3 separate regions of the Homo sapiens genome follow, and all the other regions are linked to region 1. A link is an interaction called in ENCODE POLR2A ChIA-PET data of the cell type or tissue named here. Cell type or tissue: Panc1. All regions are shown on one strand.

Region 1 (4,000 bases):
ACAGCCTACTCAGTATCTTAGATTTATTATTTTTAAATGAATCATTGTAGAGTTAAAGTCATCTCTTAAGTCCTAGTCAGGTTATAGGTGGTAAAGATTCCACAAAACCAGAAATACACAGAGCATACAGTATTTGAAGTATCATTCATTTATTCCATGTTTGGTTAAAACAAGCCTTTCGGAGTTTGAGTATTTATGGTTGTTTTCAGAAATAGATGGTCATGTGCATCTGCAAAACTTAAGCAGATGTTTTGTTTTCCTGAGAATCAGTTGAGGCTTAAATATGAGAGCTTAGCCTGAGCTAATTCCTAGGTGAAGAATGAGAGTGACAGGTTACTTAGTTCCCAAATAATACTTCAGAAAAATAGGAACCTACTTTTATGTTATTTCTTTTTTTTTCTTCTTCCTTTGGTTGCTGCAGTATGTTTAAGGTCTTTGCGACTTGGCCAAAGGAATAATGATCTTGGAATCCATTTTAGTGACAGGATCTCTCTGGAAGATCCAAATAGTCAATTCTGACAAAACAAGGACACTGTGCTTTGTGGCCATGAATAGGCTGCAAAAAGGGGAAACTCCTTTTCATCTTCATCAGATGTTTGGGGTCACTTTCATGAAAGAAACCAATGAATGCTACCAGGACACTGCAGACTCCTCCCCACAGTCCCCAGATCATGAGTCTCTATACTCTGCCCCAGAGCTCTCCTTCACCATTGCTGATTCCACAAAAAATACCATGACACACATTCAGATGAGAGGAACACAGCAATTGGCAGTACAAAAGATTGTGCCATATTCCTCCTTAGCCTGCCCCAATACTCCTTTGTGGAGTGCTTATAGAGTTAGAGCGATACTTAAGCTTGTCCATTTCTACTTGTAGAGTGCCCGGTACCTTCATACCCTCATGCTATGTGTACTTCTTCACCCTGTGCTTTTTCAAATACTCTTTTATTCTTTTCCGTTTTTCTAACTCGTACATAATCCTTAAAATCGTGTATCTGTTTTGTTGTTGTTTTTGGAGATGGAGTTTTGCTCTTGTCACCTGGGCTGGGGTGCAGTGGCGCAGTCTCGGCTCACTGCAACCTCTGCCTCCTGGGTTCAAGCGATTCTCATGCCTCCAGCCTCCTGAGTAGCTGGGATTACAGGCACCTGCCACCATACCCAGCTAATTTTTGTATTTTCAGTAGAGGCGGGGTTTCGCCATGTTGGCCAATCTAGTCTCAAACTCCTGACCTCAGGCTACCCGCCTTGGCCTCCCAAAGTGTTGGGATTACAGGCATGAGCTACCACGCCCGGCCCATAATCCTTAAAAATCAAACTGAATTTCTGCCTCTTCTGTGGAACTCATTTTAACTTTTGTTTGCTTATTTAACTTTACAGGGATGTGTGTCTAGTTCCTCTCACTAGTTTCTTGCATATAGGGCTTATGTATTATTCGTATCTTGTCCAGCAAAGCCAGTAGCTTCAGAAGTTATTTTGATTCTAGTGCAGCTGTGTTACTGTGAGCCAACATCCTGCAGAAGGAGTTTAGAAATATTTGTGACTGGTTATGTCTTTCACTGAACCTAAGGCAAACCTGAGCAATTTGCAGAATCAGTTGAGGCTTAAATATGAGAGCTTATATTTAAGCTTCCTATAGGAAAATGCGAAGGGAGTTTCTGGCCATGGAAAAAGGAAATAACTCAGTTTGTTTGAAGTATTTGTGGAATGCACTTTAAGCATAATCAATATTCACCCTAAGTACTTCATTGAATAGTTTGAATGAAACCACCGCATTGTGTGTGCTCCACCTTGGTAGAGAATGTCAATGTGTAGACTTTTCAAATTAGATTTTATCATCTGGCATAGGCATACCACCTAGTTACATTATATGTAGAGCCTCCAGATACTTTAAAATAGATTATGTTTTACATTCCTTCCTATCCTTTCAGAACCATCACCTTCATGTCCAAAACAGTGTGATGCTATTCATTTTAGAATATTATTGAGGACATCACACTGGTGGCTCTTTGAAGGGATGTGTTTTGGACTCAGGTGTGGAACTGCCACATGCCACTTATTCAACTCTTTGGCATCTAGGAGGCTTTGCATATGCCATGTGCCACTTATTCAACTCTTTGGCATCTAGGAGGCTTTGCATATGCCATGTGAATCCTCTCTTCCTAGGAGAGTTTACTTAGTGGAGCAGTGTTGGGATTTCTAGCCTGGTTTCTTCTGAGGAAAAAAACATGTCAAGTTAAACCTTCCAGGATAAAGAGAGGATTTTGTTGGGGGGAGCTGTTGTATCTGAAGTGTTAATATAGAGCAAATGCAGTTTATTTTCTCAAAGGAAGGGAGAGAGATCATGCCAAGAAAAACGCATAGAGTGGGGTGGAGTGGAGTTGGGAAAGAAAATGTGACAAGTACCTAAAATCAAATGCCTATAGGAAGGATTTTCCCCATGATTAGCTCCAAATGTTGGGGAGTGGGGAGGATGTTGCTTGTTTCTTTCTTTATTTCTTTTTAAAAAATTGTTTTACTTTGTTCTTGACTCTTTAGTTTCAAAAGCAGATTAAGGAAAAGCTTATTAGGAAGTCTAGAGCCATAGGCACTATAGAAATTACCAGCCCCCAAAAGTCAATACCCAGTTACTTTACCTTTTTGGCTGTTCCACGTAATTAACCCTGCTGCTTGATCCAAGTGAAGCCGGGGGAAAGCCGGGCACCGTTGGATGGTGTAGCTCCTTGCTTAACCCCTCATGTTGTACTGCAAAGATGAATGCCCACTTACCTGGATCTCTCAGGGGATGACATTTTCCAAAAGAAGATTTTCTTCTGCTCCCTCTTGAGAACAATATAAAGAGTATGTAATTCAGAGAGATTACTTTGAATTTCACTAAAAGGGAAGTACAAAGGCTTTGTTTTTTCAGATCCTATCAAATTAATACTGTCACGTTTGGAAAATGTTGCTCTGTTTTGATAGATCTCTTAGAAGGATGTGTCTTATGCAAATAGTAATTGTGATTTTTAAAGCTAATATAAATGTGATTCATTTACTTAAAATCAAGCCACCTTGTAGCTGTGAGTAATTTTCCCATTTTGTTGAAGGTAAGTACAATTTTTAATTGGCTACATTTGGTTGCAGGAGAGGTTAAAGAATAGATTTAAGTAGGCATGTCTGAAAAGGACAGAAAGTTCCACAAAGCAGTTGTCAGCAGGGATTAGATCTCTGGATGTCCTTGTTTGTCAGGAAAAGCCTTCTGTGTATCCAGTAGCTTCTGAAAATGTTAATGTGGCACTGTGCAGGGAGTCAAGGGAACAGTCTCCTCATTTTCAGTGCAGGATGCTAGGGAAAGCCTGTCCGTATGTGTGCGTGGGTGTGTGAGTGAGGGCTGGCTGTGCACCCTGCCTCTCTGGCTGAAGTAAGTTGCAGAGCAGCTTTGCCTTTTCATGGGCTTGGGTGTGGGGAATCCCTCCTACCAAGAGTATTTTGGGAAATTCCTAAATGCTGATGTGTTCTCAGCTCTATATAATGCCCTTGTTGGAGTGAGGAGCAAAACACACATGGATAATGATTTTAAAGCACCAGTCAACCAATTCCTGGTGTGTGTGTCTTTTACTTGCTTGATAGAGCTGTTCAAGGAGAATCTTGCGTTGTCAAGGATTTTAGGCTTCTACATAGTACAGGGATTGCTCTTCTTTTCCTTTTCCAGGGCTCTTCCTGTCTCTAGATATTTAGCATACAGATGCAGTTTCATGATGTAGCACGAGAATCTCCCACATTTCCACATATATTACACAGTCGGCGAAGCAAGTGGTAGTGGTGGCTGCTCCAGCCAAACCTGGCAGTGCTACTGCCGTCACTTTTCTAATAACCTTGGTGTCTCTGCAACAAGGTTAGTGGTGGTGTTTACCAAAGCTACAACTTTGTTTCTCCTTTCTCTTTCCCTGCTTCTGTTGTCTCCCTGTCTCCCCTCCTGCTGCCCCCTACCACTTAGGTTAATGAACTTCCCTGTGGTATGCAG
Region 2 (4,000 bases), 48 kb before region 1:
GGATTGCTTGAGCCCAGGAATTCGAGTCCAGCTTGGGCAGCACAGCCAGACCCCCATGTCTAAAAAAAGGGAAATCTTGTAAGGTTGTTGTGAATATAAAATGAACCAATGTGTGAAAAGCATTTATGGCAGTGCTTGGCACATAACGAGTACTCTGTTGGTGGTACCCGATATATATGTTTCATATATATATATATATATATATATTTTTTTAAAGAACATTTAGATAATCTTATATAGCTTAACTTGCAGCATCTACTCAGTCTTGACAAGCCTTTCTGGTAGTTTAATTTCACAGAAGGTAGATAAAGTAAACCTGGGCCTGCTTTTTTTGTTTGTTTGTTTTAAAGAATTAACTTTTTATTATGATGGTACAATATGCTTATTGGAGAAAATTTGGAAAAATTATTTTAAAAGTAATATTTTTTAAAATTCAGAAAATTATAGTAGGAGTCTGTTAACAGAAGCTTTAAAGGGAATGTGGTCCAAGAAGGAAAGAAAAACTCCTCAGAGTAAATAATAATTATGTTAATTGGAAATTACAAGTAAGAACTAGAGGCAGAATCTATAAAAACTGATGAATACTACAAAAGAAATTCCTGATTGGGTGCGTTTGCTCACACCTGTAATTCTAGCACTTTGGGAGGCTGAGGCAGGAGGATCCCTTGAGGCCAGGAGTTTGAGGCTGCAGTGAGCTATGATTGAGCCACTGCACTCCTGCCTGGGTGATGGAGCAAGATCCTGTTTCTAAAAAAGAAAGAAAGAAATTCCTTGCTTTACTCAGATCTAAAATGGACATTTAGTCACTGGCCACATGTGACTTGAGGTGTGTGTAGTCCAAACTACTATGTACTGCAAATACAAAATATACATTGGATTATTTTTGTGTTGAAATAATATTTCCTATATATTGTGTTAAGTAAAATGTTACTAAAATTAATTTTATCTTTTTCTTATTAATGTGACTACTGGCCTAGTTAAAATTATATATGTGGCTCACATATTCCGTTGGACTGCACTGTGCTTTAGGCATAGTAATACTTACTAGTTTTGAAGTATTTGAAAATTTAAAGTTAAGATATTGGATATTGAACCAAGGTTTTAATAATTTCCTTACAAACAATCACTGTTTTTTTGAGACAGGGTCACTCTGTCACCCAGGCTGGAGCTTGGTGGCCTGATCATGGCTCACCGCAGCCTTGACCTCCCAGGCTCAAGCAATCCTCCCACCTCTGCCTCCCAAGTAGCTAGGACCAAAGGCGTGTGACACCATGCCTAGCTATTAAAAAAATTTTTTTTTTTGTGGAGACAGGTCTCACTATGTTGCCCAGGCTAGTCTTGAACTCCTGGCTCAAGCTATTCTCCCACCTCAGCCTCCCAAAGTATTGGCATTACAGGTGTGACCCCGTCTCTACGAATAATTTTAAAAAAATTAGCTGGGTGTGGTGGTGCATACCCGTAGTCCCAGCTACTAGGGAGGCTGAGGCTGGATTGCCTGAGCTCAGGAGGTTGAGGCTTCAGTGGGCTGTGATCGGGCCACCGCAGTGCAGGCTGGGTGACAGAGTGAGATTGTCTCAAAAAAAAAAAAAAATTCGTCTGTGTTGTATCATGTATCAGAATTTTTTTTTTTTGATAGCTGAGTAGTATTTCAGTGTTCAGCATTTTTATTAATGACATGGATGGAATATTAATGACTTGCTTTGCAAACCCATATATGACCTGGAACTGGCAATGAAAATAAGTTGTATTGTTAAAGTGTGTTGGGTTTTTTTTCAGACTAGAGATTGAAAATAGTTATCAGACTGAAAGAATTGACTGAATTGATTAAAACGTATTAAACATTGATAAGTGCAAAATCCCATATATGATCTAAAAAGTTAGTGTTATTGTAGATGGATGTGATGTGGTTTAATAGCAGGTAATATGAAAAATACCTGGAGGGTTTCACTTGACAGCATGTTCATCATGAGTCCACAGTATTATCTGGGCTCTATTAATAGAAGCATGGTGTCCAGAATGAGGACTATGATTGTCCCAAAGTATTGTGTTCATGTCTAGGTACCTTATTTTAATGGTAAACATTTAAAAACAAAGGCATATTCAAGAGAGAAACCAGAATGATCTAATGGGAAGGTAACTAGCCACTCAGTATTAGAATAAAGCTGTTGTAAGGTAGAGTGGACTGCCTTGGGAGGTAATCAGATCTATGTCACAAGATTTGTTCAAGCAGAAGCTGGATGAACACTTGGCAGGGACATTGTAGACTATTTTAGTTTCACTAGTTGGGTACAGGAGTGGAGAAGGTGCCTAATTATATAGAATATCTTTGTGGATCTTCAACCTTGATATTAATATTTGGTAATCATAGAACATTGCAGAATACTGGGGTTTAAAGTGTTAATAGTGGTTGTCTCTAGGGGATGGGATAGGAGACTGTCATTTCCCATGTTATGTACTTCTGTATTTAATTTTAGTTTCTACAATGAGTATATATTGCTCTATTAAAACAGTTGTAAACACTTGTTTCTTGGCTAGTGACATTGATGCAAAAAATATTCTCGTTTTGCAAATCAACACAAATTAATACTTTACAATTTTTCAAAAGTAACTTAGTAAATTACTATAAACAATTTAAGTGTTTAAAACCCTCTATTGACAGATTTGTGTATTCATGGACGTTGGATATATGGATTTTTTTTTGCCATTGGAAGACTGATTTGCTTCATTAGCCTTTATTCTTTTCTGTAGTTGATCTGGCTGGTGACAGTGAAAGTTAGCTGGGCTGTTACAGATCATTCTGCATGCTCAGATTTACCTTCATCTCCAAGGTTTGGATTATCAGATAACTAGACAGTAAGGCCCTGACTGCTGCTGCCTAGTACCCCTGTCTAAAGGTTTAGTCCTAAAAGGAAGTGAGAGTGGAAAAAATTGTTGCATTCTTAGGAAAATATTTCCTTCTAACCCAGACATCTTTTGTTTTTCCCCAGATGGTTCTGTTATATCCCCCAGAGACCAAGGGTTGGCCCTTTATGCTTATTAGGAAAGAAGGATTATGACCAACACTTGCATCCTGGGTATGTTTAGGATAAATGTTGCTAAGCTGCTTTAGTAAATAGATCGTAAACAGAAACTGAGCCACACCTCCTCCTGCCATTATTATCTTAGTAAATGTTTGCTTAGGATTTTGATTATTTAAATGCTGTAGTTCTCTCATGTACTTAACAAATCTGTAACATTTTGTCAGTAAAGAGATTTATTAATATGCTTCCTTTGCCTTAGCTCAATAGTGCCCTTTTGATGATTTTTTAGGCCAGGCATTTAGCAGTCTAAATGGTGGACAATCTTGGACATTGTTGCGTGCTGTCAACATAAAGCTGTTTGGTGTTTGAGATGGTAGTGCTAGGAAAAATGTGTTAGCATTTGCTAAAAGAGCTTTCACAGGCTGGTCGCTTTCAATGTTTAAAAAAAGTTTATGTAAGACTGTTGATACTTCACTACAGTGTTCCCAAAAGCTTTCTAGTCTTGTTAGTGAAGCGTGTGGGGTATATGAATTGTGGTTTAAACTCTAAATGGCCACAGACATTTTTCTTGAATATGACTCTTAACTTGCTTTCTCTAAACTTCAGTTTGATACTATAGCGGTTGTTGATACCATAGTAGTTGTGTAGTTCAAATTCTCCAGTCATGAGTTTTCATTCTTGGATATGGTAGTGTCTTTGAGGTCAGGAAGAAAGAACAGAAGTCACTAATGTTAATAGCAGAAACTTTAACATTATAGGAATAAAAGTGGTAATAATAGATGAGCAGAAACCTCAATTCAAGAAATACTTGTTTCAAAAAATTATTATTCTGTACCTTCTGTGTAAAATGCCCATTGCTAGGCCTGGGCCCCAGACTTTAAAGAGCATATAGTCTAGTTGTATTGGGTCGATAATTTGAAATGTAAAGAGAGGGGGTAAGGGAAGCAGCCATGTATGAATTCCTTAGAAGGAAAGTTGGC
Region 3 (4,000 bases), 74 kb after region 1:
CTAAAGAAAAATTAGTATGGTTGTGGTGATGGGTACCTGTAGTCTCAGCTACCCAGGAGGTAGAGGCAGGAGAATGGCTTGAACTCAGGAGGTGGAGGTTGCAGTGAGCCAAGATCCCACTATTGCACTCCAGCCTGGGCAACAGAGCAAGACCCTATCTCAAAAAAAATAAAAATAAATAAAATAAGGTATATTTAATAAGTCAATAGCAGAGATTAGCCTGAGCATTGTGGCTCAATACTGTAATTCCAGCACTTTGGGATGCTGAGGTGTGAGAATAGCTTGAGTCCAGGAGTTCAAGGTCAGCCTGGGCAACATAGTGAGACCCTGTCTCTACCCCCACCAAAAAAAAAAATTATCCAGGCACAGTTACATATGCCTATAGTCCTAGCCACTCAGGAAGCTGAGGTAGGAGGATCACTTGAGCCCAGGAGATCAAGGCTGCAGTGAGCTGTGATCACACCACTGTACTCCAGGCTGGGAGACAGATTAGGACCCTGTCTCTAAAAAAAGAGATTAAATTATAATAAATAGTGATTAAATGAAAAAATCCTTTTTAAAGAGATTAAAAGATAGTAAATCTAAAAATGGCAAGAATAGAGGAAAAGTAGAAGAAAGAACAGTAGGGTCAAAAAGAAAATAAGTAGTAAGATGGTAAGACTTATATTCAGCCATACTTAAATTACATTAAATGCAAATAATATACATACTTTAATTAAAAGGCAGAGATTGTTAGATTGGATAAAATAGCAAGACCCAACTATAAGCTTTCTACAGGAAACTCACTTTAAATAAAACATGGATAAGGTAAAAGGATAGGGAAAGATATACTATGAAAACATGTCACACAAAGGCTTGTATGCAAATAATCATAAAAGCTTTATTCATAGTAGCCAAAACCTGGAAACAACCCAGATGTTCGTCAACTGGATAAACAAGTTGTGGTGTGTCTATGCATTGACACCCTTCTCAGCAATACAAATGAATGACTACTAATGAACTAGTTAATTAATGAACTACTAATAACAACATAGGTGAATCTCATAATCATGCCAAGAGAAAGAAGCCAGATATAAAAGGGTCCATAGCGTGATTTTATTTATATAAAAATCTATAAAAACCTAATATAATCTGTGGTGACAAAATCAGATCAATGGTTACCCAGGGATTAACTGGGATGGGGATCAGAGAATTTGGGGGAATCATAGAAATGTTCTTTATTTTGATTCTTATGTAAAAACTCATCAGATTTCCATTTTAAGTAAGAATGTATTTTGTTATTTATAAACTATGTCTCAATTAGGTTTATTTCTTGAAAATTCAAATCATGAAAGATTTTAGTGTGAAGATTTTGTATATAATGTAGGCCTTATGAATTACTAGAATAGACAAGGAAATAAGATGTAAATGTCTACAACTACAACTATGGAAAGCTTGATGCATTTTGGATTTCCAAAACATTAATCTTAACATATGTTTGCTATAAACTCTTTGATTAGTAGGGATATAAATCCTTAGAAGCATAATAGAATGTAATTTTTGACTCTTACTTTATTTTTAAAAATTGTTTTTAGAAGCCAGGCATAGTGGCTCATGGCTTTAGTCCCAGCACTTTGGGTGGCCAAGGTGGGTCGCTGCTCAAGCTCAGGAGTTCAAGACCAGCCTGGGCAACGTGGTGAAACCCTGTCTCTAAAAAAAAAAAAAAAAAAAAAAAAAATAGCCTGGCATGGTGGTGCACGCCTGTAGTTCCCAGCAACTTGGGAGCCTGAGGCAAAAGAATCGCTTGAGCTTGGGAGCTCGAGTCTGCAGTGAGCTGTGATCATGCCGCTGCACTCCTGGGTGATAGAGCAAGATGTCTCAAAAAAAAAAAAAAAAAAAAAGGTTTTAGACATGGGGTCCCACTCGGTTGCTCAGGCTGGAGTGCAGTGGCACAATCATAGCTCACTGTAGATTCAAACTCCTGGGCTCAAGCAATCCTTCTGCCTCAGCCTCCTGAGTAGCTGAGACTACAGACACATGTCGCCACATCTGGTCAACTTTTGATTCTTCAAAGAAGCTAGTAAGGAAACATTATCATTTATGTATCATGTAATATGCTAAGTGTTTTAAATTATTTATGTATTTCACTCATTTCTCACAACAGCTCTGTGAGTTAGGGATTAAACCCCCCCCTTTTTTTTTCAGACAGATTCTCACTCTGTTGCCAGGCTGGAGTGCAGTGTCGCGATCTTGGCTCACTGCAGCCTCCACCTCCTGGGTTGAAGTGATTCTCCTGCCTCAGCCTCCCGAGTAGCTGGGACTACAAGCGTGCACCACCATGCCCAGCTAATTTTTTTATTTTTAGTAGAGACAGGGTTTTACCACATTGGCCAAGATGGTCTCAATCTCTTGACCTCATGATCTGCCCACCTCGGCCTCCCAAAGTGCTGGGATTACAGGCATGAGCCACCATGCCTGGCCAAAGCCCATTTTATATACGAAAAAAGTGAGGCTCAGAGAAGTTATATAATACACCCAAAATTACAGAGCCAAGGTTCAGTCCCATATTTGACTCCAAAGCCTGTTTTCTTTCCTCAGTGCTAACATCATCTTTAAATGCTCAGTTGCTTATGTAAAAATTTTTTATTTTAAAAATGCATTTTTAAAAAAATGTATGTGAAAATTATTCCAAAAGAGGGCTATTTTGATAGTTGTTCTACTGGGACCCTACAAATCAAGAATACTGAGGGAGAAAATAAGGAAATAGGCATTCTATGCTATACTTTTGTAGAAGATCCCTTCAATTTAATAGTTCATAATAAATTTTCCCTTCATAACATTTTGTTATAAAATCTTAAACATCTGAGTTTTGGTTCTGTCTAGCCAAGCTCATGAAGACATTCAAGAGAACATGAATTGTTTTTGATAGAATGCTAACTTATGACAACTGAAGAATGGCGAGGTTCATAAATTTGGAAAGGAGACCTATATTTCTCATAAAGGTTGCAGGCTGCAGGGTGGCCATTCTGACAGGCTGGGAAGTGTAGCCTCCATTCAGAAGCCAAAAACAGACACTTTGAGGAAGAGGCAAAAAGAACAGGATGCATGCTGAGCAGGGTGGCCAAATATACATACTCAGTACGCTATAGGAGAGGCCATGCATATTTATGAAAGGAGAAATGTGTGTATGCACAACTGATCTTCATGCCCCTTCATGGGTCCCGTGTACAAAAAATGGCTGCGTCAGCATGATCTGAGGGTGGAGTTTTCAGCTCTCTGGCATCAAAAGATGAAGCAGAGGGTGTGAAAACCCTCACTGCGCATTCTCTGTAGACTGGCCAGAACCACTCCACGGTCGGTGGCCTCTTGTCAGGCAAAAAAAAGGGGCAGTGTTGGTCAGTTAATTGGTTGATATCAGTGGTGGAGTCTTCTGAAAGGGCTAGTTTCTCTTAAGCCCTTAGGAAAGAATGCCTAATGGTGGCTAGCAAGGAAGGGGTATAATGAATTGTGTCTGACCTCCCATCCTGTCATGGCTGAGAACTTAGCTTTAAAGGTTTACCCTGGGGTCCCCTTGGCCAAGAGGGGGTCCATTCAGTCAGTTGAGGGGCTTAGGATTTCACTTTTGTTTCTCACTTATCAGCTTGGATATAATACTGTACTATATATACATGAATTGACTGTTTTGGAGTAAGAGTCTCACTTATTAGTGTACTTCTTGAAAGCTCTGGATCCCGAGAGCCACGTCCTACAGGCTATGAAGTCTAGCCCAGCAATCTCTGACTGCTTAATAAAATCTTGCTAAATGGAACCAGGGCTTGTATTCACCAATATCAAGAACTTCACCTGATATCCTTGGGAAAGCCTCTCCTTGACCCACTCAGAAGACAGTTCCTTGCCTGTTTTTTCATATCTGTAAAATGAGCTATGTGATCCATTTGATCTTTTATAAGCCAGTTCCCAGAATAACCTTCAACTAAAGCTAAAGGGCATGTTCTTAAACCTTCTTTGAAAACATTTTAAA

What was found. Peaks named below come from ENCODE experiments on the same cell type or tissue, not always from the same donor. Only the 100,000 strongest peaks of a DNase experiment are listed, where the experiment ranks them.
Region 2: POLR2A ChIA-PET joins it to region 1 with 6 read pairs; 6 of 35 experiments call an interaction of 5 or more read pairs at or near these places.
Region 3: POLR2A ChIA-PET joins it to region 1 with 9 read pairs; 2 of 35 experiments call an interaction of 5 or more read pairs at or near these places.

What each region holds. Positions count from the first base shown.
Region 1 is chr10:72,781,373-72,785,372 of GRCh38, forward strand. The region is part of intron 1 of MCU (mitochondrial calcium uniporter); the gene reads left to right. Among named protein-coding and RNA genes, the nearest start is that of MIR4676, 62 kb to the left of the region's middle. RefSeq lists a silencer at 1,999-2,293. In Panc1, no CTCF peak of the experiment used is centred here; DNase peaks (open chromatin) are centred at 2,019, 3,095 and 3,479.
Region 2 is chr10:72,733,498-72,737,497 of GRCh38, forward strand. The region is part of intron 1 of MCU (mitochondrial calcium uniporter); the gene reads left to right. Among named protein-coding and RNA genes, the nearest start is that of MIR4676, 14 kb to the left of the region's middle. In Panc1, no CTCF peak of the experiment used is centred here; no DNase peak of the experiment used is centred here.
Region 3 is chr10:72,855,078-72,859,077 of GRCh38, forward strand. The region is part of intron 2 of MCU (mitochondrial calcium uniporter); the gene reads left to right. Among named protein-coding and RNA genes, the nearest start is that of OIT3, 37 kb to the right of the region's middle. In Panc1, no CTCF peak of the experiment used is centred here; no DNase peak of the experiment used is centred here.